Regions from separate parts of the Homo sapiens genome. Here all the other regions are linked to region 3. A link is an interaction called in ENCODE POLR2A ChIA-PET data of the cell type or tissue named here. Cell type or tissue: MCF 10A. All regions are shown on one strand. Links, peaks and the distances in the headings refer to the core of each region. The heading gives the core; the rest is flanking DNA.

Region 1 (7,713 bases), core at 1,865-6,864, 310 kb after region 3:
AAAGTTAACTAAGATAATGTCTATATGGCACTCAACTGATGCCTGGCTAACTGATAAATTGTAAGTACATATATTTATTATTATCATTATTATTGGTATGAATAACGGGAATAGTAATGATGGTGCTTATTTTGAAAATTCTTCAATCAGAAAGAATTTATGATTGTCACCTTAAGCAAAGGCATCTATTAGGCTTCTTCTTAGGACCCCCTCTATTCCCCTTTCCCTGTTAGGCAAATATAAATCAAATAGAAGTGGTTTTGGTGCCTGTAGTACCTGGTGCCGGAAGTAACATTTGCAACTGGTCTCCTAGTCCCTGAGGCCCTGGAAGGTCTGCAAGACCCCCATGAGTTAATTCTCATTCTGTGACCAAGTGGAAGATACGAAGGTGAGCTCTGAATTATAACATACAGCACTTTTTTGGCTGAAACACTCACTTGGCCCTTAACAATTGTTTCCTTGAATTTCTTTTTCACTTACCCATGCATTTGATTGCTTTGGGGAACGATGGAGGAGAAAAGATCATCATCATCATCATCAAAATTAGAATAGCACTGTCATAATAGCTACTTTGTTATCAGGTCCTGTGGAACTTTACATTTGTGTCATCTCACTTGAGCTTCCCCATAACCCTATGAGATAGCTATTGTTCTTGTCTCCATCTTGCAGATGAAGAGTCAGAGGCTGAGACAGAGGAAGTAACTTGTCCTGAGTCATAGCTAGGGAGTGGTTGGGCTGGAGAAAACTAGTTATCCTTGGGAATAGAATGCCTGTCTTCTTGGGCTGTATTCTCTGCATGTAGTAAAGTGGTGAGGTCAAAGTCAGTTGATAATCTTTGCTTCCGCTGAAGTTCTTCTGCTTTCATTCCTACTCTCCAATTAGATGAGAATAGGGTCATGTTGAGAAATGGATTCTGGGCAGGTCCATCCACTTTCCTTTTGTTGGGGTGGCCTGGCCACGTTTATTTTTCTCTGGCTGACCCCAGTTATATCTGTAAGGTTCGTGTATATGACAGGATAGTTGGGAGAGACCTAACAGTTCTCTGGGAGAAACTGAGACCAGGGCTAACTGTTAGAGATTGATAACTTAGGAATCTCCTACTCAACTGAGACTTTTTCCATCTTGATCAACTGGTAATATTGACTGAATGCCTATCAATCTCTTTGATATAATTATGTATAAAATATATGGTGCCACAAAGGCCTGTAACAGGGGTTGTCAAATGGTCTCTTGCCTTCTTTTGAAAATAAAGTTGGGTTGGATCACAGCCACAGCCATATATTTGTGTAGTGTCTGTGACCATTTTCATCTAAATAGTAGAGTGGAATAGTTGTGACAGACCCTGTATGGCCTGCAAAGCCTAAAATATTTATTATCTGACCCTTTACAGAAAAGCTTTCTGGCTTCTGGCATATATGATTGAAATAGAAGCATTTGGATGGGAGTGTGTGTATGGGGATGTCTTACTTAAGTTTTCTGGCCCCTCTCATAGTCCAGGCAGGAGGATGCTCCCTGACATGCCCAGGTAAGCCTGCATCAGCACAGGAGCTCTGAGGCAGCTCACAAGGCTCTTCACCATCTCACACATACCTTTTCCAAGCTTTAATGTCCGGTTCTGGTGCATGCTCCCACAAACGGGTTGCCAAAAAAGCATCTTGATGTTTGGCTTTCTTAGGTAGTGGATAGGGAGTCTTTTGCATGTAGCGGAGATAAACCATGTAATGGCAAAAGCATGGGCTTTGGTGTCAGACAAACCTATAACCTGGTTTCCAATGCTAGCTTCCTACTGAGAGGTTTGGTGAGCTTGGGAAAGTTAATTAACTTCCCTGAGTCTTGATTTCCTTATATGTAAAACAAAGTTTTAGTGCCTTGCAGGATTTCTTTGTGAGGACTCAAGAGCATCTGTGTAATGCCTGGCACATAGTAGGTATACCATAAATGATTTTTTAAACCCAACAAAACACTGGTGACTCTTGGTGGAATATCTTTATGTCTTTTGCTAGCCACTTGTCACATGTTATCATATTTGGTTTAATGAGAAGTCAGATATACCTTAATGATAACTTATGTCTGGATATTTGGCTCTGGTAGGGACTGGAGCCTTTTGGCCAAACACCTGAGACAGTTTTTCATTAGAGTTTGATGGATGATCCTGGGTTCAGGTGTGCTTCAGCCTGCATCCCCGGGGAGGTTGCCATGGGACTCCGTGAAGCCCATCGGGGTGAGAGCTCTTCTTCTCAGCTGTCTCTCAGAGGCAAAAAGGCTATCCCAGTTTCTTTTACACCCCACACATCCTTTTTTCACACTCAGACCCTGTGACGCCAGGTTTGTTTTCTGGCCTGGGGATTGTTGATGTTGGAAAGGTTCCACTGGGCAGCTGAAGTTTTGCAATAACATGACACATATGCCTACAGACTCTCCTAGTCTCCCTCTCTGCTCCTGGAAGTTTTGGCCCTTGTTTTTAAGGCTTTGTCATGTGTTCACTATAGTCAGTGTCGCCTTTTGAGTAATTGGCAGGTTCAGCATTGACAGATTTGCTTCTTTGCTCTTCTCTTCAGTTCTCGCCTCCATTGAACCTCTCCTCCATTGCATCTCCAGTGCACCAGGAATTCCTTTTGCATTCAGGAAGACAATGTACCTGGCCAGCTAATACGCTAGAACTTGAGAACAGCATCTTCCCATAGATGAGTGTTGGATGGAGCCTCTGTTCTGCTTTTATAAGGAAATATGAACTCTTGCTAAGTTTTTTTTTTTTTTAAATCAGGGGTTGGCTACCAAGGCATTTCTTAATATACCTAGTGTTTAAAATATTTTTTAACCATCTATATGTTACAGAAGATAAAGATATGAAATAAGTGACAAGAATTAGGTTTCATCTAATTCTTCACCTCATCTTCTCATGTTTCTAATTTGACTATGTGCAGGCACTTTCCTATGGCTCTGATTTACATCTTTGTTTCTATATGACGAACTTCCACCCTTTCTCTTCTGGGCAAGTATAATCTCTCAGGAAATATCTTCATGCACTTCTCTGTGCAGCAAAGTAATGCTCCCAAGGCCCACCACTCATTTCCTTCTGCCCTGGGGGCTTGACTCTGTGGCCTCAAGTGGAGTAGAGAGGTGTGACTTCCCTCTTTGTTTTGTCATCTCTTTCTTTCCTTTGTCCCTGTTTTTTTCCAGTTAACTTCTTCCATGATCTGATCAAGGGCCTCAAGGAGGCCCTAGACCCTGGCCCTGTGAGTTAAATCTGAAAGGGCCATGCCTTTCCTCCCTTGCCTCTTAGACCCACAGCGCTCCCTTCTCTACATCATTGAATGGAGCAGCTCATGGTGACTCTGCTCCCTGGAGATACAGCCATCAGCACAGACATAAGGTGGAAATGCATTTCTTTTAAGTTTTACCATGAAAGTGACACCCTGGCCTCCTCGTGCATGACTGTGACTGTGTTTTCTCATGTCACCTTACCTGTCACAGGTAAGCTGTTCACAGTATCAGAGTGCTGCTCTTCTAGGCCTGCTTCAGGCCATTTGGCCACGTCTTGGATTGCTTCTTCCTCACCCAGGAAGTTCCTGCTGGGATAGCTGCTATGACTGGGACTTGGGGTCACTGAGGCAACTGCACCTCCTGGCTGGATTCCCCACCCCCCAAGCCAGCACTCTTGGCCCGCCTAGAAACCACCGGCTGATGTAATGACTTGAGGCCTGGAAAAATAAACAGCTCGCAGGGAAACCAGCGGTAGCCGTCGTAAGCAAATACCCCATGGCCACCTGGAATCTCGCACATGACGTGATTGGGAGGAAGAATGAGTAATCCACTAACGTTAGCAGCCGAGGATGGGTCTGGGCTTGTGTGCATTTAAAATATCTATATAAAAATACACCCTGGATATTTATTTCCATAACTGGCCTTCTGGATGTCTGCCCATCTCTCTGATGCAGGTGCCTTGGTCAATCATGGCCAGTAGAATTGAGCTGGGGATGGGGGATGGGTGGTCATCCCTATGGCTTTCTCCATGGCAACAAAGGCCTTTTTCTTTCTTAAAATTTCCCTTTGCGGAGAGAAGCAATAAACACACTTGGAGGCCCCATGAAGCCTAGCCGCACAGTCCATTTTTACCTTGTTTTAAAATTAGCTTTCCTGGTCGCCTTGCTCCTTTGCCCCATGTTGTCTGCTTGGAACACAAAGGTGTGGGAGGGTGGAGGGATGTGCTGCAGGACACAGCACTGGGATGACGTGCTGCACCAGCAAGGGTTCTGTTTCTGTTTCTGGAGGTGAGTGTGTCTGCTTTTTAATGTTAGATAGCAAAACTACGTGCCCTGGTATTTTCCTTTTGGCCTCTGCTGCTAAGACACTGAAATTGAAGATCTTGCCCAGGTATTGTCATTGGCTCATTCCAATTTTCTGGAAGTCAACTACAGTCTCTGCTTAGATCTGAGCATCCTTGTTCTGTGTTTATTTGTAAAGTGGCTTTGGAAGTAGACGGGGTCTACATCTCATAAACACACTCACACAGGCAACACTCATGTTTTGGGGAGTAAAGAGTGAAGTTGTGATACTTTATTTTGATAAATTTAAATAGCTTTTCCATCTTCCACCTTTGTCTGTGCCTTCTCCTCCCTTTCTGTCTAAATTTTTATTTGCTAGAACTTGCTCTTAAAAGTACGGAGACTGTCAGTTTAAGGCCAATGAAAGTACAGAGACTGTCAGGTTAAAGCCAATGAAGTTACTGAGAAAAACTAGAAAAAAGGCAGCTTGCTATTTCTCAGTACTTGTCATTGCAAAGATACTGTGAAGTATTTCATATTCTTTTTGGTGGAAGGGTCATATCTGCTCACTTAATGCCATGAGTCAATAGAGATGGGAACTTTTCTAAAATTTGAGCGGGTGCGAGTCAGTGATGCCTTGGGGGAAAAGTTAAAAAGAAAAATGCCTCCATGCTATATTGGGACAATCCATCCTGGAAGAAATATCCTCTGTAGAATTTCGATCTTGTTCTTCCCTGCCCTGTAGGAACTCAGTCTCTGCGTGGGAAGGAAGCGGTCACCACTTCAGACCATGGTGAGCCATGCATGACCATTTTGGGTTACACAGAGAGAAACTATTTAGACAGGCTGGTTGGTTTGTAATTTTCCCTTACACCTCCTCACCCATGACACTTCATCCCAGCAGCATGCCCTACTTACAGTGCCAACTGTAAACATCCCTGTGAGGAGGTGGCCTCGGCCAACGTCAGGGATATGGGGTGGACGGTGTTACTTTTGTGCTGAAGATGGGATCTCCGAGACATAGCAGGTTAGGTGTGGCTCACAGGCCACATAGCAGGGCTGTGGAAAGAGGTATGAGGTACGAGGGAGAACCTGAGAGCACCGAGCAGCCTTCCCCTTAACCCAGCCCCTTCCTGGTGCTCTGTTCCACTGGGACTTGGGAAGCTAAGTTTGGATCTGGCCCCTGAGTCACTGGGAAGTGCACCTGATTTTGTTTAATTGTAAGACTGTGGGCCGTTAGAGTGAGAAGGGCCTGAGAGTCATCTAGCATTGCCGCTTAGTTTTAAATGAGAAAACAGGAGCCCAGACTTGCTAAGGGCCTTGTCCAAGGTCATAGATCCATCAAGAACTATCATGTGCTAAGGCCTCTGTTTGCCACTGAGGGGTCAAAGGATGAAATACAAGGAACATTTAAGGCAGGAGCTGACCACTGGGCAGTGGTGCACCAAAGGGATGGGGGGTGATGGTGTGGTCCATACCAGTGGGGAGGAGTATTTTATCACTGACATTGTTTTGAATTGCTGGCATAGTGATTATAAAAAGCAGATAGACTCTTAGCTATATGTGCATATTTTTTTTAGTTTACCTACAGACCTAATACCCCTTTATTGCCTGCCTCTGGAGCATACTGCTCCATTCCCCTGCCCTTGGTCAGCTACTGGAGTCCTGTTGAGGAGACGGGTCATTCACAGGGATAGGGCAGGAAGACCATGTTTGCTCCACAATGCTACCTTAGACAAGCTAATAGGAATAGTAGCTACCATTTAGCAACTTACTGTGCCACCAGGTTTAATGTTTTTCACACACGATTGCATTTAATCTTCACAATGACCCTGTGAGGCATGTGCAAGAGTTACCTTACTTTTACACGTAAGGAACCTGAACTGGCCAAGGTCACAGAGAAAACAAGGGGTAGAGCCTGAATCATTGACCACAAAGCCCATGCTCTTGACTGCCTATATTGCCTCTATTCCAACTGTTGCTGACTTCAGAACCTCCTAACATGCCAGACCCTTCGATAGGAGTATGCAGGAGGAGTGATAGGCACTTACTACTGCTTTTAGCCTTGCCAAGGAAGCCCTAGTATTCCCTCATCCCCTACCTCTAGTTCCCTCTGACCGCCCTGAGTTCTCTCTGGCAGTTGAGCTTTTAGACCATCCTCACATCTCCATCTGGGCTGGAGCTGGAGACAGTTCTTCTCTTGGCCAGTGAGTTAATTAGAAAGGTGCTCCCTCCAGGGGGTCCTCCCGGGTCCCTTTGTAGGTTACAATTGAGGGATGATGTTAGATTTTTGCTTTCTTTTGCTGCCTATTCTGTGGGGGAAAGGGCTTTTTAGCTTAAAGGGGATGGAAAAACCCATGCCAACAGAAGTGTGACTTTAATTCGTGCAAATTCTGTTTCTATTCTCCCCATACCCTCCCTCTACCTGATACAAACCTGAGCACAATTTCGGTGGCTGACTTTGTTCTGTTTGCCAGCGATGTTTGCTTTTTCCTTGCCCTGGTAGAGCCTTTCCTTTTCTGGGCCAGTTGTCTACCCTCTATTTGGAAAGGAGCCCTGAGCAATGGTTCTGTGGGCTCTCCCCCTCATCAGGGGCTCCCAGAGCCCCTGCATAACTCTGAGTCACATAGATGTTGAGAAATTGGGAATTGGGAATTGGCGATGGCCAAGTGGCACTGAGTGGTGTGCGTGATGGAAAGCCATGGTAGCAGGGCAGAGTCGGCCCAGCAAATGGTGCTTGGAAAAATGATCCTCTGGGGGCCACTTAGCCCCTCCTGTGAAAAAGTGCAAAGTCCACAAGTAAGAAAAATAACCTGTTCACATAGTTGGCTTGAAACCATAGGTGCTAAAACCCCCTGTGGCTAAATAAACAGCAAGGGCCTGCTCAGTGATGTCCCATAAATCATGGAGTGCAGCAACCCTTCCCTGGGGCACCACATCTAGTCCCTGTGCTAATCCTTCTGAAACAGCAAAGTCAGTTCCTTACAACCTGGTCCTATCTTTCTCTCTTTTACTCCTGCAGTGCCTTCCTCTGCCAAATTCTCAGCCACCCTACAGTTCTGGAACACTCCCGACACCACACTCTCACATGCTCGCACGCTGACCTAGAGAATCCTGAGGCTGGAGCCATGTGGTTTCTTATGCCTCTGGAATTTCATGTTGTAATTTAGAAAGGTTGTTTTCAACACACAGTTTGATATTTTGGGTTATCTTTCAGCATTTCATTCATTTTTGATAAGAGACTAGGTGGGTGTGAAGTATTTGATGGGGTTTCAGGGTCACTGTAGGTGATACAATGCTAATTTTTTCTTTAATATTCTTGGCTCAGTGGGACAACTCCTTTTGCAATGAAACCCAAGTAAGTGCCTCTCATTTTTCAGTCTGGGTAACATTTTAATTGATTTTTCCCCCAAGAAAATCCAGTGCTTGATGGTCTGAGGGTTGAGTG
Region 2 (7,713 bases), core at 1,865-6,864, 100 kb before region 3:
GGAACCAGGGCAATGTTGCAGGAGGAAGGGGGTTACTCTTCCCAATCCTGTGTGCGGTGCTATTTGCTTTTTCTTGCCCCTGCTGTGTGGTTAGTGGTGGTACAGCTGTGTGGGAACGTCTGTGGTACTCTGCTCCAGTTGCATCTCCATAACAGCCCCTTGGTGACCTTGTAGCCCCGGCCCAGGCCTGGTGACCACCTTCCAGTGCCTTCCTGAGGTGGACACCAGGTGTTCCAGGCCTCATACCCGTAGTGGCACTCTGGCTCCCTCCCACCAGCCTCAGCTTACCTATAATTTCCTGCTTGCTCAACAGCTGTGGAGTGGCTCTGCCCTGGGCAGACTTCTGTGTCACCCAATGGGCTGTAACAATACCTCCTCTAAGGAGGTCTGAACTCCAATCTTTTTTTTTTTTTTTTGTAGAGACAAGGTCTTGAACTCCTGGCCTCTGGTGATCCTCCTGCCTCAGCCTCCCAAAATGCTGGGATAACTGGCATGAGCCACTGCACCCAGCTCCCCAGTCTTGAGGAGGGAACTCTCCTTCCAAGTTGTCCTTCCTTGAATACTCTCCTTCAGCCTTGGGGAACCGTTAGCTTCATACCTCTTTGTGTTAGGCTTCTCTGTTTAAATTGCTATGTGGTTTCTGTATCTTGATTGGACCCAGAACTATATACAGCTTAATGTGTAACCATTCCCAATTTCTGAGACTAAAGCCTTAAGAAGAAATTTAGGACACAAACCAGCAGGTAAAAGGTAATAGTTGTTAAAAGTAAAGTGTTTTATTTCATACTTTAATGAAGTAATATATGTTCATCAAAAGAGGAAATGAAAAAGTACAGGAAAAGGAAGGAAAAAAAATCACGTGTAGAAAAATCATTGCTGAAAGACCACCACTGTTACATTTTGGTGTGTAGGTGGCAGGGACTTGCAAGCTGCAGGACAGGTTCTTGTCTGTTTCTGCTCTCAATTGCTTAGGGTCCAGTAAGTGGTAGCCCTCCTGCTGGATGCATCGAGAGGAAATGAGATCTAAGTAGTGCTACTTTGCCCACTCTGTGTACCATAAAACTACCTAAAGTACCCTGAGCCATTAAGCTGCTTTGGTGAATCTTCAGAGTTAGGCTTCTTAAGCAGGTGATGCTCATGTTTAAGAACTGTCTCGTGGGACAGGAGAGGCCCAGCCTGCCCTTAACTGTGAAGCTGCGTCACTGCGGAGATGTAGAGGGAGCCTTATGATTAATCCAATGGGCTTTTCTCTCACTCTGTGAAGGGCTGCACCTCATTCCATCCACCAGCCTTTTGTATGATATTGCAGAAGCGTCCTCCTTCCTGAGTATGACCAGGAACCAGGGGTGCTGCCCCATGGGCATCTCCTCTGTGAAATGCTTGTGCTTGAAAGAACAGGCTGGTGCTCAGGAGCCAGGCTTGTTTCCAGTCTCTGCCTCTCCTGCTGGGCCATCTGCCTCTGGCATAAGCCACTTCTCTGCTCAGTCCCTTTAGGCCCCTTCCATTTCAGAGAGGCTACACTGGCATCACAGCCACTGTTCCCACTGGCCTCTCCCCCGTGCCTCTGCCTGCCAACATGCACGCACACACACACACACACACACACACACACACACACACACGCACACACACGCACTGATGTATTTCTTTCTTTTTACATTTTAACTTAATTTTAATTTAATTTTATTTTTTGAGACAGAGTCTTGCTCTATTGCCCAGGCTGGAGTGCAGTGGCACGATCATGGCTCACTATGTCCTTAACCCCCACGGCTCAAGTGATCCTCCCACCTCAGTCTCCCAATAGCTGGGACTAAAGGCATGCACCACCATGCCCACCAATTTTTTAATTTTTTGTAGAGATGAGGTCTCACTATGTTGTCCAGGCTGGTCTCAAACTCTCGGGCTCAAGCAATCCTCCCCTCTTGGCCTCCCAAAGTGTTGGGATTATAGGCATGAGCATTGTGCCTAGCCCCCCCTCCTTTTTCTTCTTAATGGACAATTCTAATTTAGAACATTATGCACCATTGCCTTCCATGATGCCTCAGACCAGTCATCCCAATATATATATTTAGACATTCAGAGATGAGTCATATTCTACTTCTGGGAATATGTGTGATCACTGGCAGAATATGTGTCTCTTGGGGATCAGGAATTTACCTTTGTATGTGTCTCTTGGGGATCAGGAATTTACCATCAGGCTCCTTTTAAATTTAATTTTTACTTTTATTTTGAGATGAGTTCTTGCTATGTTGCCCAGGCTGGCCTCAAACTCCTGGAATCAAGCAATCCTCCCACCTTAGCCTCCCAAGCAGCTGGGATAACAGGAATGAACCACCATGCCCAGCCATCAGGCTCCTTTTTACCCATCCAAATGTGTCAATCAACCACACAACAACAACAAGAAATGCATCAAAAAGTTATTGTTAAGATGCACCAAGCTCAGCTAGGATATCTGCAAATACTGAGAAGGGGAAGACAAGGCCCCTTACCCTGAGTGCCAGTTGGAGCAATAAGACCCAAACACTCAAGAAGTTAAATAATAAGAGTTAAATCCATTATTTTATCTGATAATCAACATAAGAGAGTGGTCACAGGCAGAATGTGATGAATGCATTACTAAGGAGCTAGACAGCGCTAGGTGGGTCCCTCAGCCTTGCTGAGTCTGATTTCCTTTCTTGATTGTATTAGTTTGCTAGGGCTGCTGTAACAAAATGCCCCAGACTAGGTGACTGAAGCAACGAAAATGTATTTTCTCACAGTTCTGGAGGCGAGAAGTCCAAGATGATGATGTCAGCAGCTTGGTTTCTTCTGGGGCCTCTCTCCGTGGCTTGCAGATGGCCACCTTCTCACTATGTCTTCACATTTGTCCCTCTGTTTCCTGTGTCCTAATTTCTTCTTATAAGGATAGTAGTCACATTGGATTAGGGCCCACCCTGATGACTGTACTTTAACTTAGTTACTTTTTATTTTTTAGAGATGGTATTGCTATGTTGATCAGGCTGGTCTCCAACTCCTAGCTGCAAGCCATCCTCCCTTGGCCTCCCAAAGTGCTGGGATTAGAGGCATAAGCCACCACATCCAGCCTTAATTACTTCTTTAAAGGGATGACATGGTTTGGATCTGTGTCCCTGCCCAAATATCATGTCAATTGTAATCCCCAGTGTTGGAGGTGAGGCCTAGTGGGAGGTGATTGGATCATGGGGATGGTCTTTCATGAATGTTTAGCATCATCCTCTTGGTGCTGTTTCTCGTGATAGTGAGTAAATGAGTGATCATGAGAGCTGGTTGTTTAAAAGTGTGTAGTACCTCCCTGCTCCCTCTCTTCTGCCTGCTCCAGCCATGTAAGACGTGCCTACTTCCCCTTTGCCTTCCACCATGATTGTAAGTTTCCTGAGGCCTCCCCAGAAGCCAAGGAGATGCCAGCATCATGCTTCCTGTACAGCCTGTGGAACCATAAATACAAAAAATTAGCTGGGCATAGTGGCAGGTGCCTGTAATCCCAGCTACTCAGGAGGCTGAGGCAGGAAAATTGCTTGAACCCGGGAGGCGGAGGTTGCGGTGAGCCAAGATCGTGCCACTGTACTCCAGCCCGAGTGACAGAGTGAGACTTCGTCTCAAAAAATAAATAAATAAATAAAAATAAATAAATAATCACACATGTGCTGGGAAGCAGAGGGACTGCTGGGAGACCCTCTAATCAGGCAAGAGATGGGCATGGCCTGAACTAAGGCAGCAGCAGTGAGGATAGAGAGCATAGGAAAAAAATGTGAATTTATGAGAGAGAATCAACAAAATTGGTGAGTGATTAGGTGTGGTATCAAAACTCCTGGGTGAGACAGGCACAGTGGCTCATGCCTGTAATCCCAGCACTTTGGGAGGCTGAGGTGGGCGGATCACTTGAGGTCAGGAGTTTGAGAGCAGCCTGGCCAACATGGTGAAACCCTCTCTACTAAAAATATAAAAAATTAGCCGGGTGTGGTGGCGGGTGCCTGTAACCCCACCTACTTGGGAGGCTGAGGCAGGAGAATTGCTTGAACCCTGGAGGTGGAGGTTGTAGTGAGCCAAGATGGTGCCACTGCACTCCAGCCTAGATGACAGAGTGAGACTCTGTCTCAAACATAAGACAAAGACAAAAACAAAAACAAACCTGCCTGGATGTCTGGCTTGGTCAACTGGATAGGTGTGGGGAGGACAGGTTGTGCTGTTCGCTGAGGTGTGAAGTGGAGGAGGAAGAGAAGCAAAGATGATGAGATCCACTTTCAACCTGTTGAATGGCCATATCTATCAGGTGTCTAACCTAATGGTTAATATCATGAGTTTCAGAGTCCACAGACCTGAAGTCAAATCCCAGCTTGTCAGGTCCTGGCTGTGTGATCCTGGGAGTTACTCAAACTTTCTGAACTGACATTTGTTCCCCATAAAATGGGTATAGTAATATCTCCCTTATAAGGTTGTTGCTGAGAATTAAAGGAGATTAAATATGTTCAGCACACAGCACAGTGTACCCATGCATCTGGAACGTAGTATTACGCAGTAAGTGGAAAGTCATTATTATTATCACTACATTTAGATGAAATGATGAGCAAATCCAAGCTTTCTTTTGGTTGCTTTCCTGTGTGTTTATAGATCATGTCTCTAACTTGGATTTCAGTTCCTCTGCTCCATTTGGAAACAGTGCCTTCTACTTTTTTTTTTTTTTGTCATTTGTTCCTGGAGATCGGAGTTTTTCCCTGATGCTCAGCTCTTTGATAGGGTTGACTAGAAGGCAGGATTATTTTGTTTACTGGAGGCAAATTTTGAGAAGGGAACTCAATGCTCACTCCACACTCTTACCACCAGGTGGCGTCCCTCCTCTGGTCATCTGCATGTAGAGACAAGGTATGAGAGAATCAACAAAATTGGTGTGTGATTAGGTGTGGTATCAAAACTCCTGGGTGAGACGGGCGTGGTGGCTCATGCTTGTAATCCCAGCACTTTGGGAGGCCAAGGTGAGCAGATCACCTGAGGTCAGGAGTTCGAGACCAGCCTGGCCAACATGGCGAAACCCCGTCTCTACTAACGATACAAAAAATTAGCCAAACGTGGTGGTGTGCGTCTGTAATCCCAGCTATTAGGGAGGCTGAGGCAGGAGAATTGCTTGAACCTGGGAGGCGGAAGTTGCAGTGAGCCGAGATTGCACCACTGCACTGCAGCCTGGGTGACAGAGCAAGACTCTGTCTCAAAAAAACAAAACAAAACAAAAAACATCGATAAAAAATAACTTCAAACATAAAAAAGGAATAAATAATAACCCCCTATAACCGCAAACTTACTGAATTGTAATGTTTTATTTTCTTATCCAGTTCACCTACTAGACAGTGACTTCTGTGAGGAGAGGACCTGTATTTTATGACATTTCCTCCCCAGCCCCTGTGTCTGACATAGATATTCAGTGAGAGTTTGAGGAATAAATGGAAGTACACTCGGTCCCACTTCTCTGTTCATACTCTTCTGCTTTCCTCCTTTTTTGGGAGATTCTCCCCATCTATGCCTTCAGTTTTTGAGAGGCAAGCAAGGAGTCAGCCGTGGGCACTCCCCCGACACTGAGAACTAGGGATGTCTTACCATGACACCCTCTGCCACCAAAGCTTGGTACACTAGAAACAGCATGGGCTTGGAACCACATACATGTATCCAAATTTCAGCTCTTTCTTTTTTATTCTTATTTATTTATTTGAGACAGAGTCTCACTCACTCTGTTGCCCAGGCTGGAGTGCAGTGGTGCCATCTCGGCTCACTGCAACCTCTGCCTCCTAGGTTCAAGCAATTCTTCTGCTTCAGCCTCCAGAGTAGCTAGGACTATAGGTGTGCACCACCATGACAGGCTAAGTTTTGTATTTTTAGTAGAGACTGGGTTTCACCGTGTTGGTCAGGCTGGTCTCGAACTCCTGATCTCAAGCGATTACCCTGCCTCAGCCTCCTAAAGTGCTGGGATGACAGGCATGAGCCACCGTGCCTGGCCTTTCTTTTTTTAAAAAATGAACATGACAAGTTGTTTATTGTCTCTGAGCCTCAGTTGCATTATCTGTAAAAATAAGAATTATAATTGATTTGCAGAATGGTTGTGGGAGTCAAATAAGATACCCAACTGCTTGGCATAGTAGGTGAGCATTAAATGTTTATTTCCTTTCCTGTGGGTTTTATGTTGATTCTCGGAAAATGACTTCCTCCTTGGGGAGGAACGGCTGTTATTCATTATGCAGCTGGAACAATGACAATATGGATCTTTGGGAAACACCAGCTTCCCCTGCCCCAGCATAGGAAATGGAATGTCAGCCTCCCCCCGCTTACCCAAGTCCTCTGTGTCCAACTAGGCCAGCGAAAAATGAGAAGGGGCTGCAGTGCCTCTGCACTGTGTCCTCCCAGTTATATTTGTCCATTCTTCCATTCATGTATTCATTCATACAACACTCCATATGGCTGAGTGCCTACTGTGTGCAGGCCCAGGGCTGGGTGCTCGGACTCAGTGGTGAACAGATAGACTTGGCCACTGCCATCACAGAGAGTTCGTGGATGGAGGCGAGATACCCGCACACCTTGCGACAGCCTTAACTGTAACTGTGGTAAGAGCTATGGATAAAAAGTGTGGGCTCTGGGAGGGAATGACAGGGGGATCTCACTTGTTCTGAGGCCTGCAGGGCTTCCCTGAGGAATTGGTGCTGAAACTGAGATATGAAGGACAAATGGGAGTCAGCCAGGCAAAGTGGGTGGGGAGAAGAGAACCCCTTCCATCCTTGTACTCCCTACTTGCCCCCTTTCCCCATCAACTTGTGGGGTGGCCCATGTGGGTGCACACCCCAGCACTCCCTGCCACAAAGTTCTACCTGGGCCTCACCCCCAAAACCTCCTGGCTCAGCCCCTCCAGCCCCCTTCTCAAATGGCTGCAGGAACTAGAGTCTCCTTCTCAAAGAAGTTGTCCTAAGATGACAGCAGAGAAACGTGTCCCCTTCAAGGAGAACTTGCCTTCTACTCAAGGACACATACAGATGAAGTATCTTTAAAGAACAGAATCTAAAAACGGAGATCTCAGGCACTTTCTGGCCAGAGTTTTGGGGAATCTTGTCAGTGTTTTGCTGACTCTACCCTGAGCACAATCTCCTGCCACATGGGTCCATCTTTCTTCTCTCCCTACGTCACTGCGATTCTTAGCCTCTCCCCACCAGAGCAAACAGGCAACACCCTGAGTCTGTCCTTCCTGCTTTGGCACAGCCAGAGGCCAGGGTCTGGAGCAGCCCAGGGCACCAGGTGAAGGTACACAAGTGTTCCATCGCTGGGCCAGAGGACCCAGCCCAAACAAGGGCAAAAGATGAACTTGACGTCAGTCCTGGGCGAGGCTGGCCAACGGTCTGTCTGTGAGCCTCAAAAGGAAAAGAAGGAATCATGACGAATGGAGTCAGGCTGCTTTCATTTTCTTTTCTTGAGTAGGCTGCAGAGCCAGGCAGTGCTGGCAACAAGAGGCAAGCCCCTGTAGACCCTCTGCAGATGGGATGAGGACACATATGCCCGATTAGAGCATAGCCAGATGGTGGCATCTTTAGTGGCAGTGCTGTCCTGAGTGCTGTGCCATTGAAGGGATATTGATAACTTGGATGTAGATAGAGTGATCAAAGATGACACTAATCTGGGCAGAGAGATAATGAAAATCATCATAGTTAGCATTTAGATGCCTGGCCT
Region 3 (7,713 bases), core at 1,610-6,609:
GATGCCTTTTTTGTGGTTAAGAGCTGATGTTGATATCCTTATAAATTGTCTTCCTACATGCCTTTCCTTCAGGGAGGGAATGCACTGAACAGTCTGATGGCAACAACTAGTCCCTCACCCTTCGCTACCACCAATTATTGTGCATTTTGAAAAAGTAGTACATTGACATCTGTCATATTTTAAAAATGGTACATGAAATACGTGTATGCATTAATGCTGTCTGCAGAAAGGTCCTGCTCAGGGAAAAAATTCTGGATGGTGCTGTTTTTCCCATTTAGCCACACCTAGCCTCCTGCCTCCCCTTTAGCAGCCTAAAAAAATAAAACTTTATAAACCCTGGACATCTGTTAGACATGCAAATTAAGCAGATTAACTTATTTTCTGAAAGAGCTTTATAGCAGAAATCCACATGGATGTGGAGAAAAGGGGGCTCCTGCTTGGAAGACTGCTGACGTAAGTGGCCTGCAGTAGGAGGGTTGTGGTGGGCCAGAGAAGGGGACGGCCCCGTAGGGGGATCTGAAGTGGGAGACTTTGATTGCAGGAATCTTCATGTCATTGTTAACATCTGAAAGAGTTGACTTTCTTTGGCAACTTATTTATAGCCTTTTCATTACTTCTTGAGAATGGTCGCTATAAAGATGGGAAAAGTAAGATAGTAAAATGGGGGAAAAATTATTTCCTTGGCTCACATTGCAGTGATCATGGCAAAGGTAGGATTGGATCTGTTGCATGCTGCCTTTTAGTCTGTTGCAAACAGGCTAGGTGGGTATGAATTCTCAAGTTCATGAAAAGGGCTTACGGCTAAAGAAGTGGGGTCTGAGCACTCACAAATTCTGGGTTACTGTGTTAAATACTGTGTTAAATGTTGAAAAATATGTTTTCATATGGACATGCATCAGAGAGAAGTTTCTTTTGTGGGTAATGCTTGTCTTGTTACTTGAAGAGTACTGCTAATGTTGCTGTAATGTTTGATTAGTAGTAGTTTGAGAAATGAAATATAGGCCTGGTGGGGTGGTTCATGCTTTAATCCTAGCGCTTCGGGAGGCCAAGGTGGGAAGACCACTTGAGGCCAGGAATTCAAGACCAGCCTGGGCAATACAGCGAGGCCCCATCTCTACTAGAAAAAAATTCTGAAATTTAGCCATGCATAGTAATGCATGCCTGGAATCCCAGCTACTCGGGAGGCTGAGGCGGGAGGATCTTTTGAGCCCAGGAGTTTGAGGCATTGGTGAGCTATGATTATGCCACTGCAGTCAAGCCTGGGTGACAGAGTGAAAACTTGTCTCAAAAAAAGAGAGAAAGAAGAAGTGGTAAAATACAAGAAGTAATTAGGTAAGCCTTGCATATCAAGCAGAATGGTACCAATTTTCTCATTCTGCCCTACTTTGCCCATGTCTCTTCCCGTGGAACCCAGGCCCTCTGGCACATATGAGAAAAACAATCCTTGTAATCAAACCAAATGTATGAAATACAAATTTAAAACTCTCCCCAATTAAAAAAAAACAGAGTATAGTTATTGCAAAAAGATTTTGCCATCCACTGAAGGAGTCACTGTGCAATTGTTTTAAAGAGCAAGGGCTCTGGTTTATCTATAATAAGATTACATTTTCCCCTAATTTTTTATAATCACATTTGTTGTTTAAGGCATCTAAGAGAAAGAGAAAGTGGGAGGGTGGAGTCCCAGTGGCACCTTGGGCAATATCAGATGAAGTGTTTGGTTGAGACTGCAACTCTGAAAACTATGCTGAGTTCCACATCTGATCATAAGAAGTTGCCTCCCTTTTTTCCCCTGCAGCCCTGTCTCTCCTAGAACAGGCTTTGCCAAGGATGAAAAGCCTGAATGTCAAATCCTTTCTGTCTGCCCTGGCAGGGAAGCTGTTCTGTTTTCCAAGAAGCCTTTTTTTTTTTTTTTTTTTTTTTTCACTTGGGGAATTTTTACTTTCCTCTTATGGGAAGTTGCTTCATCATTTCCCAAAAATATACTGTACCTCCTGTTTAAACAGGGTGCCCTTGAAGAGCTCTGGAGCCTGAAGGGGGCTAGGGGTGTTGTGAAGTCCTTTGTTTCATGCTTTGATGTGAGCTGAAATGCAGGCTGTCTACAGGCAGAAGTCTCAGAGTTTGCCACGACTGGGGTCTGGAATGGGGTGTAGGAGGAGAGGCTCCCTGGGAAGCAAGAGCTGGGATCTTTTTAAGCATTTAGTTTATATATGTTGTGAGAGGTAACAGCCCTTCCAGACACAGACACCATCAGGTATTTGTCTAGTGCCTTAAATATGTCCAGGATGGTAAAGGTGGGCATTCTGCCCTTTTGAGGAGCTCATGAGGAGGACCATGTCACATTTAGAAATGGTGAACAAAATGGTATTTAACTACTAGATTGTGGAGACATAGATGCTTTTGTTTAGAGAGGAAGGATATTCCTGTAAAAGAGAGCACTAAGATTGGGCCTTGCATTATGGATTGGGTCTGAGTTGATGGAGGAAAAACTAGAGGATGTTGAGGGAGAGGGAAAGGAGAAATCTCTGAGAGGGGCCAGAAGGCTGAGCTGAGGCCATGATCATGGGTGAGTGAGGCCAGTGGGGGCTGCCTAGTTGGACTTGATGTTGGAGAAATGGAACAAGCCAAAGTGTGGAGACATGCATAGCCAGCAGAAGCATTTAGACTTGTAGAAAGTGGCAGCCTTTGGACGATTCTGAAAAGAAATCATCATGAGGAAAAATGTGTTTTGGGGGGAAGATTTGCATATGAGGATAAATTATAGTATGCCTCCAGGTGGGCTGCAGGAAGGAGCCCCAACTCTGTCCATGGTTTTTGGAAGGAGATCATGCTGTAAGATACTGGGAGGGGAAAATGGCCTGGTAGAAGTCTCTTTTTGTCTTGGGTGAGTGTGGTCCCATAGTGGTGCCTATGGCCCAGTGGCCTTCTGCAGTCCCCCTTGCAGGGCACAGCAGTTGGAGCCATCAGGTTGTTGCTGGCTGAGTAGGATCAGCTCTCAGGCACCACCCTAAGTAAAGCTTTGATCAGGCCCTGCTGCAGGTGGAAGTGATGTCTCCTAGCGGACCCAGTGGGGTCAAGCATAATGTGTAGCAGGTTTCAAGCCTCTGCTGGTCGTTGGAGAATGAGATTGGCCAGGAGATACTGTCCAGGTCCAAGTGACACCAGTCATTTCATGCCTAATCAGCAGTGAAAGTGCGGTTTCCTGAAACCTTTGCTGATATTGGGTGTTACTACCTTCCTTTGTGCCTTGGACCCCCTTAAAGATTTTAAATAAGAAATCTGATATGTAAAATAAAGGAGGATCAGTCAAAAAGTGTTCTTAGTAGAATATGTATCTAGCAGTCACTCTTTGTGAAAAATGGAAATTGGGAAAATATTTTGAGAGAGATTCTATCAGTGGGGACAAGCAAGCATAAACATGTTATGCTTATCCCAAGATCTATTAATTTCCAGTAGAAGTAGGGAGAGTAAATTATTGCCAAGGGAGATACTGCCCAGTTTTCTTAATGGTCAGAAAATGAATGACAGTTTCAATTTCAGCTGCTGTCCCTGGGCTGGGCCTGCTGACTTGCCCCAAGTGCCTTGGCACAGACCGTGGTGTGGCCAGTGGAAACATCGTGTCTGTAGCCCCGTGAATGAGCAGTTCCTCTTTGGGGGTCAGCTCAGCATGTTGCCAGGCCAGGGGGCAGGTCAGGCCGAGGCTCCACTGTTAGCCTTGACTTCCCCTGCCAGGAGATGTGGGGCCATTATGGCAGAAGAGGAGCTAAGGAGAAACACCTAGCTTGGAGCCTTGAGTCTTCAACTTTCACCTCAAGTTACTCTCCTTAAAGACCAGCACTTTCTTTCCCACTTTTCTTGAAAGCCTCTAGGTCCCTGATCCTGTTTCAAACTGCTGGTATATAAACTGCTCATACCACTCTGAGTTATCACTTTGTTAGGGCTGAGTAGCAGGGTGGCCCTTAAACAGGCCTGACTTTCAGTGGCTCTGCCCACGTTTGCAGAAGTCACAGTGGGAAATTTTCACATTTTTCTCTGTCCTTCTAAGATGGGACAGTTGAGAGGACTCAGGAAGGGTTGAGGGAGAAAGCAGCAAGCCCAGAGTTCAGAATCGGTTGCCTTGCAGCTTGTCCTTTTGTGGTGGGTGATTTCACTTGGTTTTTCAAGTGAAGGGCTGCAAGTACAAATGGACTAGCCCTAAAGGACATTACCCACATGCATAGAGCCATGAGGCACATTGATTGTTTCCCATAGGCCACTTTGCTCCCCGTTGAGGAAGGAACCATTGTGCTACTAATATTATTCCACTGCAAGGTCTGGCTGGAGGCATCTGCAAAGACTCTTCAGGGCCCTGATTGCACATTTGACAAGTCTTTTCCATCAACAAAGCATAGAGTTCGGGGAAACCCAGGATGAGCTGTCATTCTGAGTAACAGGCTTGTGCAGGTGCTGACTAGCTTGACTTCCCTTGATTCAGTGCAAACCTTGGGACCCTGGAGGCAGTCCTGGTCTCTTAGTAAAATGCAGGTGTGTGTGTGTTGCTGAGTACCAGAGATTTTGGAGCCTCGATACTTTCCTCATTTGTATGTGGACCTACCTAAGAATATATTTTCTCTAGGTTCACCAAAGTGATTCCGGGCCTTTAGGGCCAGGAGAGTAAAGGGTCAAGAAATCTTAAATTTGCTAAACCCGTGGTGGGGGAGTGAGAGGGTAGAAGTAGTGGGGATTCTGAAGCAACTCCAAGCAGTCTGCTTTTAAACATTTGTCATGGGAACAACCTGTACTCTGGTAAATTGTAAATTGACACCCCGATTGCCTTTGTGTAATGAATTTGGACTTTTGTGCAGCAGCTGAGAAAGAACCTCTTGAGCAGTCGTGAGGTGTGGCTGCCTGCCAGTCAGCAGCACACTCTGAGCAGCCTCGCCAGCTCCCTCTGTGCAGCCGCATGTGCTGCAGCGGTAACTTGCATTATCAGACCTTGATTTTGTAAGGATGAGTTGAAAATGGAAAAATGAAATGACTAATGGTAGTTGTAAGGGTAGGTCTTCTAAAGTTGATAGAATTGGAAGATTTTTAAATTCAATGAATGTGCCAGAAGTAAGAAATCTTTAGTGTCAGTTGAATACTCATTGACTTAAGTCAACAGCCCTGCTCAGTTGTGAAGAGAAAAAAACACACATAGCCAAAGAATAATGTCTAAAATGCCCAGGTTATGTTGTCCAAGATTGTCTCTAAAAGGCAGGCTATAATTAGATATTTTATGATCTTTTTTGGCTTTCTGAGTTGACTTTCTTATAATATGTAAACCTATTGTTTGACTATGAGGGTCCTTGCTAGGGAAGTAGGGGGACTACCTGCAACAGGTTCTGGTGTAAGAGTCGTGCAAAAACAAAGCCCTTTTTGTAAGTGTGAAAGGCCCTTCTAGAGCCGTGAGTATACATTATATTTTGACTGTATTAGTCTGTTTTCACGCTGCTGATAAAGACATACCCGAGACTGAGCAATTTACAAAAGAAAGAGATTTAATTGGACTTACATTTCCAGGTGGCCAAGAAAGCCTCCCAATCATGGTGGAAGGCAAGGAAAAGCAAGTTACATGTTACATGGATGACAGCAGGCAAAAAGAGAGCTTATGCAGAGAAATTCTCGTTTTTTAAAACCGTCAAATCTTGTGAGACCCATTCACTATCATGAGAACAGCATGGGAAAGACCTGCGCCCATGATTCCAGTCATCTCCCACCAGGTTCCTCCCACAACATGTGGGAATTATGGGAGCTACAAGATGTGATTTGGGTGGGGACACAGAGTCAAACCATATCATTGACCTAGTCTCTTCATGTATTAATTAATGCTTTTCCCCACATGTTGTACTCATTTATATGCTAATTTCTGCCATCTTTATTCTATTTAGATACATTTAGCCTATGATTTTGTTTTATTTTATTTTGAGTCAGAGTCTTGCTTTGTTGCCCAGGCCGGAGTGCAGTGGTGCGAACTTGTCTTACTGCAACCTCCGCCTCCTGGGTTCAGGCGAGTCTCCTGCCTCAGCCTCCCGAGTAGCTGGGATTACAGGCACCCGCCACCACACCTGGCTAATTTTTGTATTTTTAGTAGAGACAGGGTTTTACCATATTGGTCAGGCTGGTCTCGAACTCCTGACTTCAGGTAATCTGCCTGCCTTGGTCTCCCGAAGTGCTGGGATTACAGGTGTGAGCCACTGCACCTGGCCTAATTTTTGTATTTCTAGTAGAGACGGGGTTTCGCCGTGTTGGCCAGGCTGTTCTCGAACTCCTGACCTCAGGTGATCTGCCTGCCTCGGCCTCCCAAAGTGCTGGGATTACAGGCGTGAGCCACTGTGCCCGGCCTAGCTTATGATTTTAAGCTGTCAGATGGGCTTTTATTTAAAAGACTGGCCTGCTCAAACATTGCTAGCCTTCTATAACATAAAACCCCAGGTTTGGGGAGTTAAGAGAAAACCACCAAAAAATAAACCAGCTCTTAGACTGTGAACTTTCTCAAACTCTCTAGTTTCAATCCGTAACTGTGGGTAGGTAGAGTTGTTATGTATGTGCTTTAAACGACAAAGTTTTTAAGAAAAACTAACCAACATTCCACACTGGGGTACTATTATAATAGAGAAAAATCTCTCTAATTATAGCAGTATTGTGGGCTTCTCCCATGCCTGGCTGGCCACGACATGGAGTTGATAAGCATACAGTGTCTTTCGTACTTGCCGTTACAACTGTTAATTAAGAGAATTCAGCTGTGGCACCAGCTGGGGATGTCTGGCTTTGTGGAAGATTGCAATTAGATGCTTTTTTTTCTTTTTGTTTTTTTTCTTTTTTTTCCCTTTTCAACTTTGGTGGAATGCCTTTGAGTAGGGGCTTTTAGTCTCAGCAGTATAAATACTTTATAATGTGCCTAATTATGTAATTATACAGTTATACTCTTCTGTGTACACACACATTGTTTTATGAATTTGTATGCCCTTTTCTAATACATGAAACATCTAGCCTGCTTTTTGGTTGTTGTGGTAGAGCCAGACTCCTCTCTGCATTGGGCAGAAAGAAGAAGACTAGATGTATTTACTGATTAGCTTCTGATTATGATCTGCCCTACTTCTGTTCCTCTTCCACCTCCCTCTTGACCCTCTATCTCCCAAATAATTAGCATCTTAGTAGCTACCTAGCAAAGTCAAGGTAATTTGAATAAAATTGGATTGTATAATACTCTTATCTTTCCATTAGTTTGCAAATGTAGTCCTTCAAAGTGTGTAGTGTTATTTTTCCCAGTCCTCTGTTCTAGGCAGTTATAGAGCATGAGCCTGGACGTGAGAGCTCATGCATGCATGCAGGCACAATGGGACCCATTGATTTCTGGCATTCAGCTTGTGCATAGAGGACCTGTGACCCCAGCTGTTAGAACCAGGACCTGGGAGCAGCTGCTTTCTGGATCCAGTCCTCCAGGGATAGGCCATCTGCTGCCATGTGAGAGAACCCTGGAAAAGAAACTGACCACAAGATATCTTTGTATTCCTTTTCTGTGTGCTCCAGCCCCTTTAGTTCTTTCCTGTCCCCTCTCACCTAGGCAAACTTGAGAAGCATGATGAATCTGCACTGGAAAACTCGCAATGGATTTTCCGTTTTCTTCCCCTTTCCCCACTCCACCCTGTCAGCACATCCAGCCCATTGGAAAATAGTTTCCAGGGGATGTAGGCA

Evidence for each region. ChIA-PET counts read pairs that join two places held together with the same protein. Peaks named below come from ENCODE experiments on the same cell type or tissue, not always from the same donor. Only the 100,000 strongest peaks of a DNase experiment are listed, where the experiment ranks them.
Region 1: POLR2A ChIA-PET joins it to region 3 with 5 read pairs; 1 of 35 experiments calls an interaction of 5 or more read pairs at or near these places.
Region 2: POLR2A ChIA-PET joins it to region 3 with 7 read pairs; 4 of 35 experiments call an interaction of 5 or more read pairs at or near these places.

The regions. Positions count from the first base shown.
Region 1 is chr14:69,995,686-70,003,398 of GRCh38, forward strand. The region is part of intron 7 of SMOC1 (SPARC related modular calcium binding 1); the gene reads left to right. Among named protein-coding and RNA genes, the nearest start is that of SNORD169, 21 kb to the left of the region's middle. In MCF 10A, for the core only: no CTCF peak of the experiment used is centred there; DNase peaks (open chromatin) are centred at 2,376 and 3,756.
Region 2 is chr14:69,580,334-69,588,046 of GRCh38, forward strand. No RefSeq gene overlaps it. Among named protein-coding and RNA genes, the nearest start is that of CCDC177, 9.3 kb to the left of the region's middle. In MCF 10A, for the core only: a CTCF peak has its summit at 4,832 (motif pointing right); a DNase peak (open chromatin) is centred at 4,848.
Region 3 is chr14:69,681,051-69,688,763 of GRCh38, forward strand. All of the region lies in intron 2 of SUSD6 (sushi domain containing 6), which reads left to right. Among named protein-coding and RNA genes, the nearest start is that of SUSD6, 73 kb to the left of the region's middle. RefSeq lists a silencer at 7,262-7,556. In MCF 10A, for the core only: no CTCF peak of the experiment used is centred there; DNase peaks (open chromatin) are centred at 4,411 and 4,861.